2 separate regions of the Homo sapiens genome follow, and region 1 is linked to region 2. Evidence: read pairs that join two places in POLR2A ChIA-PET (ENCODE). Cell type or tissue: B cell. All regions are shown on one strand. Each heading gives the region's core, and the rest is flanking DNA. Links, peaks and the distances in the headings are about the cores only.

The links. Peaks named below come from ENCODE experiments on the same cell type or tissue, not always from the same donor. Only the 100,000 strongest peaks of a DNase experiment are listed, where the experiment ranks them.
Region 1: POLR2A ChIA-PET joins it to region 2 with 11 read pairs; 2 of 35 experiments call an interaction of 5 or more read pairs at or near these places.

Annotation. Positions count from the first base shown.
Region 1 is chr11:64,875,406-64,884,009 of GRCh38, reverse strand. EHD1 (EH domain containing 1) reads left to right here and starts at 5,389. Exons shown (of 5, transcript NM_006795.4): 1 at 5,389-5,949. The coding sequence starts at 5,546. It overlaps MIR10392 (microRNA 10392), which reads left to right and starts at 5,401; the gene lies at 5,401-5,487. It also overlaps the pseudogene RPS16P6. RefSeq lists enhancers at 2,871-2,960, 3,021-3,070, 3,241-3,390, 6,713-6,812, 6,476-7,252 and 1 more and silencers at 5,003-5,562, 5,583-5,632, 6,483-6,552. In B cell, for the core only: CTCF peaks have their summits at 5,189 and 5,388 (motif pointing right); DNase peaks (open chromatin) are centred at 3,139, 4,559, 5,259, 6,439 and 1 weaker place; H3K4me3 peaks cover 3,619 bases; H3K27ac peaks cover 4,111 bases.
Region 2 is chr11:64,276,381-64,283,348 of GRCh38, reverse strand. The region is part of intron 2 of BAD (BCL2 associated agonist of cell death); the gene reads left to right. It also overlaps a transcript of GPR137 not described here. Among named protein-coding and RNA genes, the nearest start is that of BAD, 4.8 kb to the left of the region's middle. RefSeq lists enhancers at 4,239-4,740, 6,267-6,926. In B cell, for the core only: no CTCF peak of the experiment used is centred there; no DNase peak of the experiment used is centred there.

The DNA of each region.
Region 1 (8,604 bases), core at 2,036-7,035, 600 kb before region 2:
CTTGGGCACGATGTTTGACTCCTGAGGTGTGGGAGTGAGGAGCTGGGCTTGTTGAAGATGGGCTGGGCTCTGTGCCCTGGTGGCTGAGTGTGACACAGAGTTGGGGACAGAATTACCCTCCAGCCCCCCAGCCTGTGAGCCCATGGTGAGGCTCAGGGCCACAGCAGGGCAAGGCCAAGGCAAGGGAGAGGCAGCTGGAGCAGAACTTGGGCAGGCTCGTTCTTGCACACACGAGACACACTTCAGAGCCCCCGGAAATGCAGAGGGGCCGTGTGCACGGCAGCAGTCTGCACTCATACAAGGGAGGCTAAGACCATGCACCTCACTTGTACTCTCAGGCTGCTGAGGCTGGGGGACAATGGGGTTACACTCTCCATTTCATTAGTGTAGGGCAAGGGGGACCCCAGCACCCCACAAGGGACCCCCTAATGTTGTCACCACAGAAGGCGATTGCTTATGTGCCAAATAATAAGCCATTTCCTGTGGAGTCAGGCAAAGGCCTGGGCCCTCCAATAAGTTTAGGGCAAACCCTGCACCCTGCACTCAGCGGCAGCCCCAGCCTCATCAGCCCCAGCAAGGCAGGGCCAGAAGCTGCAGGGACTGAGACACACACACAGAAAACTGGCAGGTGAACTAGAGCTTTTACTGAAAGTGCTCAGAGACCTATAAGTCTCAGCTCTGCAAAGCACTGTGCAGTTATATGTGTACATCATCCTGATAAATGTGTAAGCCTGTCCCCCAGGCTGCAGAGCAGCAAAGGGGCTAGGAAGGGCTGGTGAGCTTCAGGGCAGAGATTCACTTCAGCCTGCATCTGGGGAAGAGGCTCTTGAAACCCTCTTTCTCTGCTTTTCCACCTGCCCGTCCTTGCAACTTCAAGTGGCTGGAGTGTGGAAAGGGCAGTGTTAAGATTCAGAAGGCCCTGGCCAGGCGTGGTGGCTCACACTTGTAATTCCAGCACTCTGGGAGGCCGAGGCAGGCAGATCACAAGGTCAGGAGATCAAGACCATCCTGGCTAACATGGTGAAACCCCATCTCTACTAAAAATAGAAAAAATTAGCCGACGGGCATGGTGGTACACGCCTGTAGTCCCAGCTACTCGGGAGGCTGAGGCAGGAGAATCACTTGAACCCGGGAGGTGGAGGTTGCAGTGAGCCAAGATCACGCCACTGCACTCCAGCCTGGGCAACAGAGGGAGACTCCCTCTCAAAAAAAAAAGACTCCGAAGGCCCAGATTCTCATTCAGTCTGGGCTACTTCGAGCAGTCACTGGACATCCCGGGCCTCAGGCTCTTTCTCACTGGAATTTGAAAGCAGCTAAGATTCTGACACGGTCACCTCCAAATTGGGCCATGTTCTGGCTGCCAGATGCCTTCAGAGCCCTCTGGGGCCCAGCAATCTCCCCAGAGCCATCACCCAAGGGCCACAGCTGCTGCAAGAGAAAGGCCTCATGGTGTGGAGAGGACACTCTTCTTGCCAGTGTGGGAGACCCGGCATTCAAAAGAACAGTCCTCCTCAGTTCCTCACCTTGTGTCGGGAAAACTGATTTGTTGCCCAAATCTCATGACTGTGAGAACAAAAATCTGTGCTGATATGCAAACTCTGTCAGTGGAAAGAATGAACCACTCCTCATCCCAGGGAGAAACCTATGTTTTGGTTTTTCTCAGCTCGATTTTTCTGCCATATTTGGAGAAAAACTCCTTAAAAAAAAAATATCGACTGGGTGCGGTGGCTCATGCCTGTAATCCCAGCATTTTGGGAGGCTGAGGTGGGTGTATTACTTGAGGTCAGGGGTTCGAGACCAGCCTGACCAACATGTATTTTTAGTAGTCTCTACTAAAAATACAAAAAATTAGCCAGGCATGGTGGCAGGCGCCTGTAATCCCACCTACTTGGGAGGCTAAGGCAGGATAATCACTTGAACCCAGGAGGTGGAGGTTGCAGTGAGCTGAGATCGCACCATTGCACTCCAGCTTGGGTGACACAGAGTGAGACTCTGTCTCAAAAAAAAAAAAACACTCTCAAACATAGTTTATTATATAGGTGAATCCTGGTCCCTGTGATGGGCTTATTGGTACGATTTCTGGTAGCAAGCATAGGTACCAGGGCCTCCAACGTTTTTGGATTTGCAGCAACGGGGGTCAGCTACTGACAGGGTCCAGTCATGCTGGATGAGGATGCCTCTGGTCCTTTTGGAAGCCTCATCCATTTATTTCCGGTAATAGGCCACTAAGGCTTTGGAGATGGACTGATGTTGATAGCATAAATCTGGGTCACATGACCACCACCCTTCACACAAACATGCGTGTGCATGTCAGCAAATTGCTCCTTGCCCAGAGGCAGAACTAGGAACTAGTTCCAGCAGCTTGAATTGCAGCGCTCGGCTCCATCATCTCCAGGGGCCATCCATTCACCTTGATGAGGCCACTGCCATGTTTGCAGTGGATTGCACGGACTGCAGCTGGCCCTTGGATGGCATAGCCAAGAGCACAGATAAGAGCTCCTCACTGCACGGCACCGCAAGCGGAAAAGGCACCTCTCTTTTTTTTTTTTTTTTTGAGATGGAGTCTCCTTCTGTTGCCCAGGTTAGAATGCAGTGGTGCGATCTTGGCTCACTGCAACCTCCACCTCACGGGTTCAAGCGATTCTCCTGCCTCAGCCTCCTCAGTAGCTGGGATTACAGGCACACGCCACCATACCTGGCTAATTTTTGTATTTTTAGTAGAGACGGGGTTTTGTGATATTGGCCAGGGTGGTCTTGATCTCAGGTGATCTGCTTGCATCGGCCTCCCAAAGTGCTGGGATTACAGACATGAGCTACTGCACCTGGCCTTTTTTTTTTAAGTTGTCTCTAGGGACCTTGTAGATGTTTTCCTAGATCAGGCCATGACAGGACCAAGCAGACCACTTAGAGGGGAGGTGAGGCCCCTTTCTGCTGGATGAGGGCGTTTCTGAGGAGAGCTAGGGGGTACCTCAAGGCCCTGGGTTTGCAGGGAATGGATTTATTAACTGAAGAATAAAACACTGGGAGTGGGGGATGGCACAGTTTCTGAGATAAAAGAAAAATACTTGAACCCTCCATCAATCTGCCATGGGCTCAGGCAGACAGGCAGAAAGTGAAACAGCGGAGAAACCAAAAGTGAAAGGGTGCATTCACATTTTATACAACTTTCCCACCAAACAAACTGCCCTACTCAGAAAACACAAAAGAAAAAAAAATTAGGACATTTTCGGTGTGGGGCATGACAAGATAAGGAAGCTGCCTGGAAGCTGGGTGCCAACTCCATGAAATTGGGGGAAACTAATTGCTGGTCACGTGGGCCTCACCAGGGTGACAGAGATCCCTTCTTTCAGTCCTTTAAGATCTTTGGAGAAAGTCAAGTGGCCATACATAACGACAGGGTCTGGGTTTTGTTTATAAATAACCCAGGAACATTTTGTTGTTTTCAGTTTTCTAGGGCTGGGTTTTCCCAGCACACAGGGCTCTGGGGAGATTTGAAAACCATGGCGCGTCAATGAGAATGCTGCCGGGGCGCCAGTTTGGAGCAGCCTCATTGAGACGACTGAACAACTACTTCATTCAGGATCCTCAGCCCTGGGCCCTTCCCTAGATCAACCCAGAAACTGCATCTCCGGGGTGGATCCCTAACAGTGCTGAGTAGGAGGCAAACACTGTGGCTTCTAAGGCTGACCCGGGAAGTCTGGACTAGGCCCGCCGGAGGCTCCTCGTCACCAATTGGCATGCAGCCTCTGGTGACAGCTCTGCCTAGGAGCCTCAGTATCTTCTTTTGAGAATAACACCAAAAAAAAAAAAAAAAAAAAAAAAGGGGGGGGGCAGTAGCTTGTGTGCTTTACTATGATGAAAAGAATCAAATCAAAGCACTAAGGGGCGTAAGATTGCAGGCAGGGTTGGAATTACTTATCCGCTCTCCAATGGTTAGGGAGCAAGAGGGGAGGGCAAGGGAACTATCTATTCCCTCGGAAGGGATCTTACAAGCGGTAGGCGAACAAACCTCCCATCGTGTCCTCTCTAGATTCCACCACTCAGTTCCCCTGAGATATCCCCCGTTCTCAGATTTGAGTTCCTGCCTCTTCCTCTTAGCCTACCAGCCCAAGTTATCCCCTGATACAGGCCCCTAGCCCTCCAGGCTTCCACATCTCCCAGAAGCGAGGAAGTTGGACCTGAGGCTTTCAAAGTCGCAGGTTCAATTCAGATCTCTTTAAGAGCCCCCAGGGTCCTGCTACCACAGGTTGGTGTCTTGATACTGGTTACATAACAATCAGTCCCCAAAGCTCTGACATCACCCACTGAAGATTCTCACCAGCCTGGACAGCCAAAGGGGTCTGTGTGTGGCCGGGGAGGATGGCGGGGGAGTGAGCCCCATGGAACAGCCAGGAACTGGTAAGGGGAGGTAGGGCACAGATCCCAGTAAATGATGGTAAATGGTGGTGACCCCGAGAGGAAAGTGGAAGTATTTGGGTTTTTAAACTTCCCCCTAAATTCCCACAAGATTTCATTGTTGCCCCCACACTTCCCCTCTTCCCCACATAGGGAATTTCCGATTTCACTTCCCAATACGCAAGTGGCCAGAGAGCCTCAACTTCCTCCTCATGCCCTCCCTGCCTTGCCCCAGCTATAGCCTTTGTGGGGAAGCCTTCTCTTCTCCCGCGCGAGTCCGGTGTCACCCATGTCCTCCCTCGCTTGCGTCCCTCTCCCATTCCCACCCCGTCGGCCTGAGGGGAGGTCAGGCCTCTCGCTGCCCATTTTTCTTTCCCCAGTCACCAGCCCGCCCCGGATTCTCTACTCCCTCAGCTTGCTCTGCTACCACTTTCCTGTCTCTCCCTCTCCCAAAGCAGATAAAAGATGAGGGGACAAAGACAGTGTGTGTCTGGGAAGCTGGGCTGAGAGGAGGAGGTGCCGCCGCCTGGGGGTACTCCGATGCTTCCGGGGATTCCGAGCCAGCTGGAGGACCGCACGTGGCGAACGGCGGGCGCGGCGCGTAGTCAGGGAACCAGGGTGCCTGACTGGGTGTCTCGTGGAGCCATCCCGCGGGGGTGTGGGGGGGCCACGGTGCCGGAAGGCGCGCGGCCCAGAGGCCGTCTCCGCCGAACGCCCGCTCCTCGCCTTCCTAACCGCAGCACTTTCGCGAGCCTCCCTACGAGGGGCGGGGCGAAACAGGTGCGGTTGCCACGGCACCCGGACCACAGCCTCGCGAGATTTGGAATCAGCCAATGGGGGCGGGGTAGGGGAAGACGTGGCACCAGTCGGAGGGGCGGGGCTGGGAGGGGCTCCTCCCTACCGCCCCCAATTCCGCCCTGCCCCCGCCGCGGCGGCGCTAGCCGCCACTGAGGGACCGACCCTATAAAGGCCGCTCCGCGAGGGGTGCGCAGCATTCGGCAGAGGGCGCTTCGACGGGCTGGGCTGTGCGCCTGCGCAGTGTGGGTCGCTCCCGATTCCCTGCCCCGGCCGGCCCCGCCTCGGCTCCGCACCCTCGCCCCGCTCTCAGCCGCCGCTCTGCCCCGCAGCAGCCAGCCCCGTGTCCGGCAGTATGTTCAGCTGGGTCAGCAAGGATGCCCGCCGCAAGAAGGAGCCGGAGCTCTTCCAGACGGTGGCTGAGGGGCTGCGGCAGCTGTACGCGCAGAAGCTGCTACCCCTGGAGGAGCACTACCGCTTCCACGAGTTCCACTCGCCCGCGCTGGAGGACGCTGACTTCGACAACAAGCCTATGGTGCTCCTCGTGGGGCAGTACAGCACGGGCAAGACCACCTTCATCCGACACCTGATCGAGCAGGACTTCCCGGGGATGCGCATCGGGCCCGAGCCCACCACCGACTCCTTCATCGCCGTCATGCACGGCCCCACTGAGGGCGTGGTGCCGGGCAACGCGCTCGTGGTGGACCCGCGGCGCCCCTTCCGCAAGCTCAACGCGTTTGGCAACGCTTTCCTCAACAGGTACCCACCCATCACTCCAGGGGGCGGGGGGCGCGTCCGGGGCACACCCCTCACTCGGAGCCTGACCCTCCCGTGGCTGTCGCCCCGCCGTCCTTTGTCTCCGAGGCCCCAGTGAGACCCTCAGTGACCACTCCCTGGTCCAAGGGCCCTGCCCCTTCCCAGAGTAAACCCACTGGGGGTCTAAGAGTGGGCGTTGTCGGCTCCCCCAGCTTCTGTCCTCCCCAGAATCTTCCAGGGTAACCACCAAGCCCTCCTGCAGATCCCAGCCCCACTCCCCTCAGCAGCAGGGCCGCAGTAGGAAGCTGAGCCATTCCTGCGCTCCTTTTCTTGGTCTCCACCTCCGTCCCGCAGGCTGGATGCACCTAATTCACGGAAATCAACCCTCCCCTCCCTGTCTTCTTAAGTGTCAATAGCAAAACACAATGAAACTTTTAGCCATTCCCTTCTCTGGTGCGGTGTGGGTCTGCTCTGCCTCCCCTGGGACGGTGGTTTTGTGTAGGAGGGAGGAGGAGGATCGGCTGTGGCTTGCTGACTTTGGGGCAGCCCCTTGGAGGCAGGGGACAGTTGAGGTTCGAACACTTCTCCCAATGGCAGCTCTCAAGAGGTCAGTGCTGCCCTGAGGGGTTTCAGGAAGCAGGATGAGGTGGTGGCAGTGGGAGCCCTGCAATGAGATTCTGGCCCTAAGCCCTTCTGTGCACTGAGGGACAGAATCTGAGGTTCCTTCACCCACTTGGACCTCACTTTTCCAGTTAAGTGGCCTCTGCACGCGAGGAGAGTGAGCTCCAGGACTCTGCCTGTCTCAGTGCTGTGAATGAAACACAGTGCTCCCGCCCCTCAAGGAGTGCAATGCCCAAGCTCACTTTTCTCCAGAGAAACTCGAGACATGCCCGTCCCAACCCCCAGGCGACATACCAAAGTACTTCACAGACCCTGTCCTCCCTGCCACCCCACGTTCACGGACTCCACATGCCTTTCATAATTCTGCACCAGCGAAGAGCCTCTGAAGGAATCTTTGAATCCTGCCTTCCAGGTCCCCGCCCTGCACGGTCACATTCCTTTCCAGACGCCATCCAGCTGTGCAGGGCAGCTTGCCCTAGAGCCAAGCTGGTGGCCAGGCCTACTCCAGGCACAGAGCTGACCTTCAGCAGGGTCTGTTCACTTCCAGGCATTTCAGCCCGCCCTCCTGTTTTACGGCTGTTGATGTTTGTCTGTCAAGGCCAGGTTGAGTGCAGCCCTTTGGGCTAAGGGTCCTGAAGAGGCGGAGTCCTCTTCACTTTCCTTGTGAGGGCACACCTTTTTTGAAAGGAGAGACATGGCACAGGACCAGTTTTCTGAATTTGGAAGCCTAGAGTTTCAGAGCTGGAAGGATCTTAGACATCATCTTGGCAGCCCCCACCTGACTGGTTCAGGAAACCGAGGTTCAGAGGGTCTGGCTGATGTGTGGAAGTCACCCATTAGGTCAGCCAGCACTGACTGCCTGGCTTTTGCACAGCCAGTTACTGCTTTCTGCTGCTTCTACCCGAAAAAGAGCAATTCGAGATTGCTTTGTCCGAGACCGGTGCTTTGATGACATTGGTGCCACAGGATCTGAGAGGTGGCACACGTTTATTTCCTTCTTGCTGCCACCTCATCTCCAGAGGATCCCTGATCACTGATGGCCCTGCCGAAAGGGCCCTATCAGCCCACGCTGAGGCCCAGAGCTGTGCCAGGATGTGTAGTGTGGGGAGTGAGCCCGGCGAGGAGGGTGCAACAAAGGAGGCTTTTCTCTGGCTGATACAGCCTCTCCCAGCTGAGTCTTGAAGAGACTCATTGAGTCGTGAACTTGACTTGCCGGCCTTCTCCCCCTATGTGGCTGCTCTAAGAATAAAATCAGCTGGAGCAGACCAAGGCAAGGTGCAGTCAGGGTGTCTTAAGAGTGTCTTGCAAAAACTTATTGCATAACTGGGACTGCCACTTGTGCGAGATGAAACCTGTGCGTTCTTGGTGAGATGGAATCGGAGGCATCTTTGCTGCTTCCCCTTTCTTGTTTTCTGCCATATACCCTGGGCTCTGCAGAGCAACTGGTTTCTGGGTCCTATAGATATTAACTCACTTTCTGGGCTCATTTATGAGGCATTTTTATGTATGTGATTTCCCAGAGCCAATTCTGCTTCCCATCCTTCTATTCTGTAATCATCTCTCCAGCGCCTCCTGTCCCCAGCAGGAAGGCCAGGACTGGCCTTCATGCATTGCTACTGGCACTGGCGAGAGTGAGGCCCACGTTTTGCTCGCCCTGCAGGTCAGCTGGTCTTGCTCCACTGCCTTGCAGAGCACCCCTTGCCCTGGCCAGCTGCCCTCTGCCCGTGGGCCCCTGGTCACTGGGGGATGGGGCCAAAGGGAGAAGCTGATCGGCTCAGAGTCCTCCCGTCTGTTGGAAAGGCAGCTTCAAGTCTGTGTCCTACAGATAATGGGTCAGTCTTTTCTTTGCTCTCACTACCTTTTTCAGAGAAGTTTTTTGTTTGTTTTTTTGAGACAGAGTCTCGCTCTGTTGCACAGGCTGGAGTGCAGTGGCGCACAATTTCGGCTCACTGCAAGCTCCACCTCCTGGGTTCGAGCAATTCTCCTGCCTCAGCCTGCCGAGTAGCTGGGACTACAGGCGCGTGCCACCATGCCCAG
Region 2 (6,968 bases), core at 1,969-6,968:
CAAGCTGGGTGGGGTGGCACATGTCTGTAGTCCCAGCAACTCAGGAGGCTGGCTTGAGCCCAGGAATTCAAGACCAGCCTGGGCAACATAGCCAGACCCCATCTCTAAAAATAGAAAACTAGGTCATGTCACTCTGGCACTGCAGCTTAAAAGACCTCCTCCCCATTTTCAGGATTAAGAAGGCTTAAGAGGCCTCTTTCCCCTCGCTCTCTTACGGATAAACACCCACACTCGATTCTCTCAGATTGGACCCCATAGCTTGCTTTCTTTTTTTCTGTTTGTTTTGTTTTGTTTTGAGACAGGGTCTCGCTCTATCACCCAGGAGGGAGTACAGAGGTGCGATCTCAGCTCACTGCAGCCCGGAACTTCTGGGCTTAAGTGATCCTCCCACGTAACTGGGAATACAGGTGTGTGGACCACACCCAGTTAATTTATTTTTTACTTTTTCTTTTTTTTTTTTTTTTTTTCCTGAGACGGAGTCTCACTCTGCTGCCCAGGCTGGGGTGCAGTGGTGCAATCTCGGCTCACTGCAACCTCTGCCTCCTGGGTTCAAGCAGTTCTCCTGCCTCAGCCTCCAGAGTAGCTGGGACTACAGGCGCGTGTCACCATGCCGGGCTAATTTCTTGTATTTTTATTAGAGATGGGGTTTCACCGTGTTAGCCAGGGTGGTCTCCATTTCCTGACCTCGTAATCCACCCGCCTCAGCCTCCCAACAGTGTTGGGATTACAGGCGTGAGCCACCATGCCCAGCATTTTTCACATTTTCATGAGATGAGGGCAGGGGCGGGGTCTCCTTTTGTTGCCCAGGCAGGCCTCAAACTCCTGGGCTCAAACGATCCTCCTGCCTCAGCCTCCAGAACAGCTGGGACCACAGGTGCATGCCACCACACCAGCTCATTTTTTATTTTTTGTAGAGGTGGGGTCTTGCTTTGTTGCCCAGTCTTGTCTCGAATTCCTGGGCCCAAGCAATCCTCTCACCTTGGCCTCCCAGACTGTTGAGATTACTGGCGTGAGCCACCATGCTCAGCCTCCACAGCTTTCTTTAACTTCCTGAGCTTGCACTTGGCCATTTTTCTGCTCACAAACTTCCCCTGCTCTCTGCCCCCCACACACACTCAGCATTCACTCGCGCCACACAGTGAGTGCTCACCGTGTGACACAGGCTGTTCCAGTTGCTAGGGGGCCTCGGTGAACCCAAGCGTCAGGAATCCTTGCCCTTGTGGAGCTTACCTTCTAGTGAGCTGGTGGGGCCATGAGCAAACAAGCACAAAAGCATCCTATCATGCGTGAGAAGATTTGTATGGGGGCAGCATGTAAAAGAGTTAAGAGAGGCCGGGCGCGGTGGCTCACGCCTGTAATTCCAACACTTTGGGAGGCCTAGGTGGGCGTATCACAAGGTGAAGAGATGGAGACCATCCTGGCCAACATGGTGAAACCCCATCTCTACCAAAAATACAAAAATTAGCTGGGCATGGTGGCGCGCACCTATAGTCCCAGCTACTCGGGAGGCTGAGGCAGGAGAATCGCTTGAACCCGGGAGGCGGAGGTTGCAGTGAGCCAAGATCGTGCCACTGCACTCCAGCCTGGCGACAGAGTGAGACTCATCTCAAAAAAAAGAGTTAAGAGAATCCGGAGTCACAGGGGCGGGGGGAGTGATGGTAGCAGAGGTGGTCAGCACTCACCTTGGTGAGAAGCACCACTGGAGCCAAGGCCACAGGGATGATGGGAAGAGAGTTCCAGGCAGAGAGAAGGGCAGATGGTAAGGCCTCGAGGGCAACACCTGCTCCTGGCTAGGGTGGGCCTAGGGGAGGGGGTTTAGGAAAGGGTATTTGGAGACCTAAAGTTGAAGGTCATTCTAAGGACTCTGGCATTGCCTTTGAGTAAAAACCTGGAAAGGATTTGAGCAGAGGCAGCATGGTCAGATTTAGACATTCAGAGAGTCACCAGGGAGGTGGTGAGAAGTAGCTGATCCCTGGATTTATTTTTAAAGCAGAACTGGCAGGATCTGCTGATGGACTGGATGTGGGGTGCGAGGGAAAGAGAGGAGTCAGGATGATGCCAAGGAATTTTAAAAAAACTATTAGGCTGGGCGCGGTGGCTCACGCCTATAATCCCAGCACTTTGGTAGTTCGAGGTGGGCAGATCATGAGGTCAGGAGATAGAGACCATTCTGGCTAACACGGTGAACCCCGTCTCCACTAAAAATACAAAAAATTCTCTGGGCGTGGTGGTGGGCGCCTGTAGTCCCAGCTACTCTGGAGGCTGAGGCAGGAGAATGGCGTGAGCCCGGGAGGCGGAGCTTGCAGTGAGCAGAGATTGCACCACTGCACTCCAGCCTGGGTGACAGAGCAAGATTCCGTCTCAAAAAAAAAATTATTATTGGCCGGGCGTGGTGGCTCACACCTGTAATCCCAGCACATCGGGAGGCTGAGGCAGGCAGATCACTTGAGGTCAGGAGTTCAAGAACAGCCTGGCCAACTTGGTGAAATCCTGTCTCTACTACAAATACACAAATTAGCTGGATGTGGTGGTGGGCGCCTGTAATCCCAGCTACCTGAGAGGCTGAGGCAGGAGAATCACTTGAACCCAGGAGGTGGAGGTCGCAGTGAGCTGAAATCCTGCCACTGCACTCCAGCCTGGGTGACAGAGCAAGAGTCCGTCTCAAAAAACAAAAAATAAATAAAAATAAAATAAATTAGGCCAGGCGCGGTGGCTCACGCCTGTAATCCCAGCACTTTGGGAGGCCGAGGCGGGCGGATCACGAGGTCAGGAGATCAAGACCATCCTGGCTAACACGGTGAAACCCCGTCTCTACTAAAAATACAAAAAATTAGCCGGGCGTGGTGGTGGGTGCCTATAGTCCCAGCTACTCGGGAGGCTGAGGCAGGAGAATGGCATGAACCCGGGAGGCAGAGCTTGCAGTGAGCCGAGATGGTGCCACTGCACTCCAGCCTGGGCGACAGAGCAAGACTCCGTCTCAAAAAAAAAAATTATTATTATTATTATTATTATTATTTTATTTTATTTTTGACATGGAGTCTTGCTCTGTCGCCCAGGCTGGAGTGCAGTGGCACCATCTCAGCTCACTGCAAGCTCTGCCTCCCGGGTTCACGCCATTCTCCTGCCTCAGCCTCCAGAGTAGCTCGGACTACAGCCTCCCGCCACCATGCCCAGCTAATTTTTTTGTGTGTTTTTAGTAGAGATGGGGTTTCACCATGTTAGCCAGGATGGTCTCGATCTCCTGACCTTGTGATCCGCCCGCCTTGGCCTCCCAAAGTGCTGGGATTACAGGCGTGAGCCACCGCGCCTGGCCAAATTATTATTAATTTTAGAGACAAGGTCTTGCTATGTTGGCCAGGCTGGTCTTGAGCTCCTGGCCCCAAGTGATCCTCCCACCTTGGCCTCACAAAGTGCTGGGATTACAGGCATGAGCCACAGTGCCCAGCCAACACCAAGGAATCTGGCTTGAGCACCCGGTAGGATGAAGTTGCTTTTAATGGAGAAGAAACACTGAAGGGTGAGGGAGGATCTGGAGGCTACCCTAGAGGGTGGGATAGAGGGGGATTTTTTTTTTTTTTTTTTTTTTGAGATAGAGTCTTACTCTGTCACCCAGGCTGGAGTGCAGTGGCACGATCTCGGCTCACTGCAACTTCCACCTCCTGGGTTCATGCCATTCTCCTGCCTGAGCCTCCCCAGTAGCTGGGATTACAGGCATGCACCATGCCCAGCTAATTTTTGTGTTTTTAGTGGAGACGGGGGTTTCACCATGTTGGCCAGGCTGGTCTCGAATTCCTGACCTCGTGATCCACCCGCCTCAGCCTCCCAAAATGCTGGGATTACAGGCATGAGCCACCGCGTCTGGCCGCTAGAGGTGGCTTTTAAGCATCTGGTGGGATTTTTAGCAGGGTGCTAGTGGGAGCTGGCAGGGACTTGGAGTCTGAACCAGAGTTGTGCTTGTCTCAGTCCAGTTAGGGGTAGGGGCTTCAGGTGTGTGCAAAGGAAGGAATGGTAGATGTGGGGTCCAAGCTGGCTGAGCTTCAGGGAAGGGAGCAAGCCCTGGGAAGCCGCAGCATCGTTGGAGTTGGGGTCCCGGGGGCATGATCCACACAGGTTGGGTCAGCTGGTGGGAAGCTTGGGATGGAGTTATTTGATGGTGACAAGGCCTAGGTTATGTCCCTGGGAATGAGTCTGAGGGGAGAGTGGGACAAGATCATGGTAGAAGGAGTAGCAAGGTACAGAAAGGAGACAGGGTGCTGGTGGAGTGGCAGAGGACAGGAGTAACATTCTGCACAGGCCAGGGACGACACCTCCCCCCAGCCCCAGCTGCAGACCCGTAGGAAAGAGGGCTGCGGGAGAAGACAGCTGCCAGGTGAGGACAGAGCTGGATTTCTTAACCTTTTGATTTAGTTTTCAGTGTCTCCAAAAGCAAGTGGTTTCCCAGAAAAGATCAGCAAGTGCCAGTGCCCCGCCAGAGCCACGGGGCCTCTGCCCTCTCTACCTGCGCAGAGCAACTCACACTTGGTTCGGTCACTCCTCATAGTCCCTGCCACCAGGCCCCCCTGCTGGATGGCTGAGGTGTCCCCAGGGCAGGGACTGCAGCCACCTTGTGCTGTGACAGCCCACACAGCCCAGTGTCTGAAACAGGTGTGGACAGTGGAGAGGCAGAAAGAAGCAGCCCAGTGCTAGCCCCTGGGCCAGACTGCAGGGTTCAAACGTGGCTCTACCCTTCCTAGCAGGTTGAGCTTGAGCAGGTTAATTAACTCCATCTGCCTGAGTTTCCTCATCTGTAAACGGGAATAGAACTAGTCCCACCTCGCAGGGCTGTGGCGAGGACCTGATGAGTTAATATAGGAAAAGTGCTTGGAAACAGTGCCTGGCGCAGAGGAGGGGCTAAGTGTTTGCGGCTCTTATTATTAGAACTGCCATTGTTATTATTTATGTATATATATATTTATATATAAATATATATATATAATTTTTTTTTCCAAGATGGAGCCTCACTCTGTCGCCCAGGCTGGAGTGCAGTGGTGCAATCTCGCCTCGCAGCAACCTCTACCTCCCAGGTTCAAGTGATTTTCTTGCCTTTATGTACATTCTTGGCTTTATATATTTATAAAGCCTCAAATTTCTGGGCTCCAGCCATCCTCCCACCTCAGCTTCCTAAGTAGCTGGGACTACAGGCGCACGCCACCATGCCTGGCTAATTTTTTTATTTTAATTTTTGTAGAGACAAGGGTCTTTCTGTGTTGCTCAGGCTGGTCTCGAACTCCTGGCCTCAAGCAGTCCTTTTGCCTTGGCCTCCCAAAGTGTTGGGATTACAGGCATGAGCCACCACATTGGGCCTATATTTTTAAGTTATGGACAAAAATCCAAAGAACTATATTTTGTAACGTGAACATTCTATGAAATTCAAATTTCAAGGTCCCTAAAGAAAGTGTTAGTGGAACACAGCAAGGTGCAGTGTATTCATTTACACATTGATTATGGTTTCCTTTCAGCTCTGGCCACAAAGGTGAGTGGTTGTCACAGAGACCACGTGGCCCACTGAACCCCCTTTATAGAAAACATTTTCAGCTAACTTAGGAAAAGGGAAAAGAAAGTGAACAAACATTTGCCAGCCAGCCTTTCATACCTGTAATCCCAGCACTCTGGGAGGCCAAGGCAGGAGGATCACTTGAGCTCAGGAGTTCGAGACCAGCCTGGGCAAGATGGCAAGACACTTCTCTAAAAATTTTTTAAATTAAAAAATTAGCCGGGCATGGTGATGCCTGTAGTCCAAGCTACTCAGGAGGCTGAGGTGGGAAGATCGATTGCGCCTAGGATTTTGAGGCTGCAGTAAGCTGAGATCGTGCCACCCCACTCCAGTCTGGGTGACAGAGAGAGACCCTGTCGCTGTTTTTTAAAAACAAAAAGGAAACATTTGCCAACTTTAGAGTACTTTCTGATTTTATGAGCTCTGAGCAAGGTTGGGGGTGTTCTCTGCAGGCCTGAAGGGGCTTCTGTACCGGAAGGCTATAGTCAAGGCTGAGGCCTACAGGTGCCGGAGGCGGACAGGCTGCGAGTGTCTGCCCAGGGTGGGGTGGCAGCACTGGCCACTGTGCTGGCCACTGACGTCAGCCTCCCCCGGCAGCAGATTGTGTGTGGTCGGCATGTGGTAGGGGCAGGATCCAAACCCAGCCCTTGCCTGATGGCAGAGCTTCACTGCTCCAAACGGTCTGGAACACCACTGTTTTAATTAAGTGTGCAATTCAGTGTGCAAGTGTCTTGTAATTAAGTGTGCCTCTGTTTCCTCATCTATAAAACAGGGAGAACTTCGTATTCTCCTTCTTGGGAATCTGAGGACTCTGAAAATCCCAGTGCAGGGATGCTCGCGGAAGCATCAGCAGGGATGTCCGCCCCAGCCGCTGACTCAGAAGCCCAACACGCAGAGAATGTAAAGCTAGAGGTGCCATGCTGGGGCCTGGGGCACTTCTAGCCACAGCCACTACCCTCCACTTCCACACCCAGCTCCGGGCCAGGCTCTAGGCGGATGGCAAGAGTGGGCAGGCCTGGGCACCCACCCACGTTCACACCCAAGGAGGAGCCACACCCCTTCCCTTCCCCAGAGAAGGGAGAGTCTGGCCCAGGCCCTGCCCCAGCCCTCTCCTTCCCCCAGGGAATTCACAGACACTCCCCCAGGGTTTTTCCCTGTAAATAGAACACTTTTTAAAAATTCAATTTAGGGCTGGGCACCGTGGCTCACGCCTGTAATCCCAGCACTTTGGGGGGCCGAGGCACTTGGATTGCCTGAGGTCAGGAGTTAAAGACCAGCCCGACCAACATGGTGAAACCCCGTCTCTACTAAAAATACAAAAATTAGCTGGGCATGGTGGCGGGCACCTGTAATCCCAGCTACCCAGGAGGCTGAGGCAGGAGAATCATTTGAACCTGGTGAGCAGAGGTTGCAGTGAGCCAAGATCACATCACTG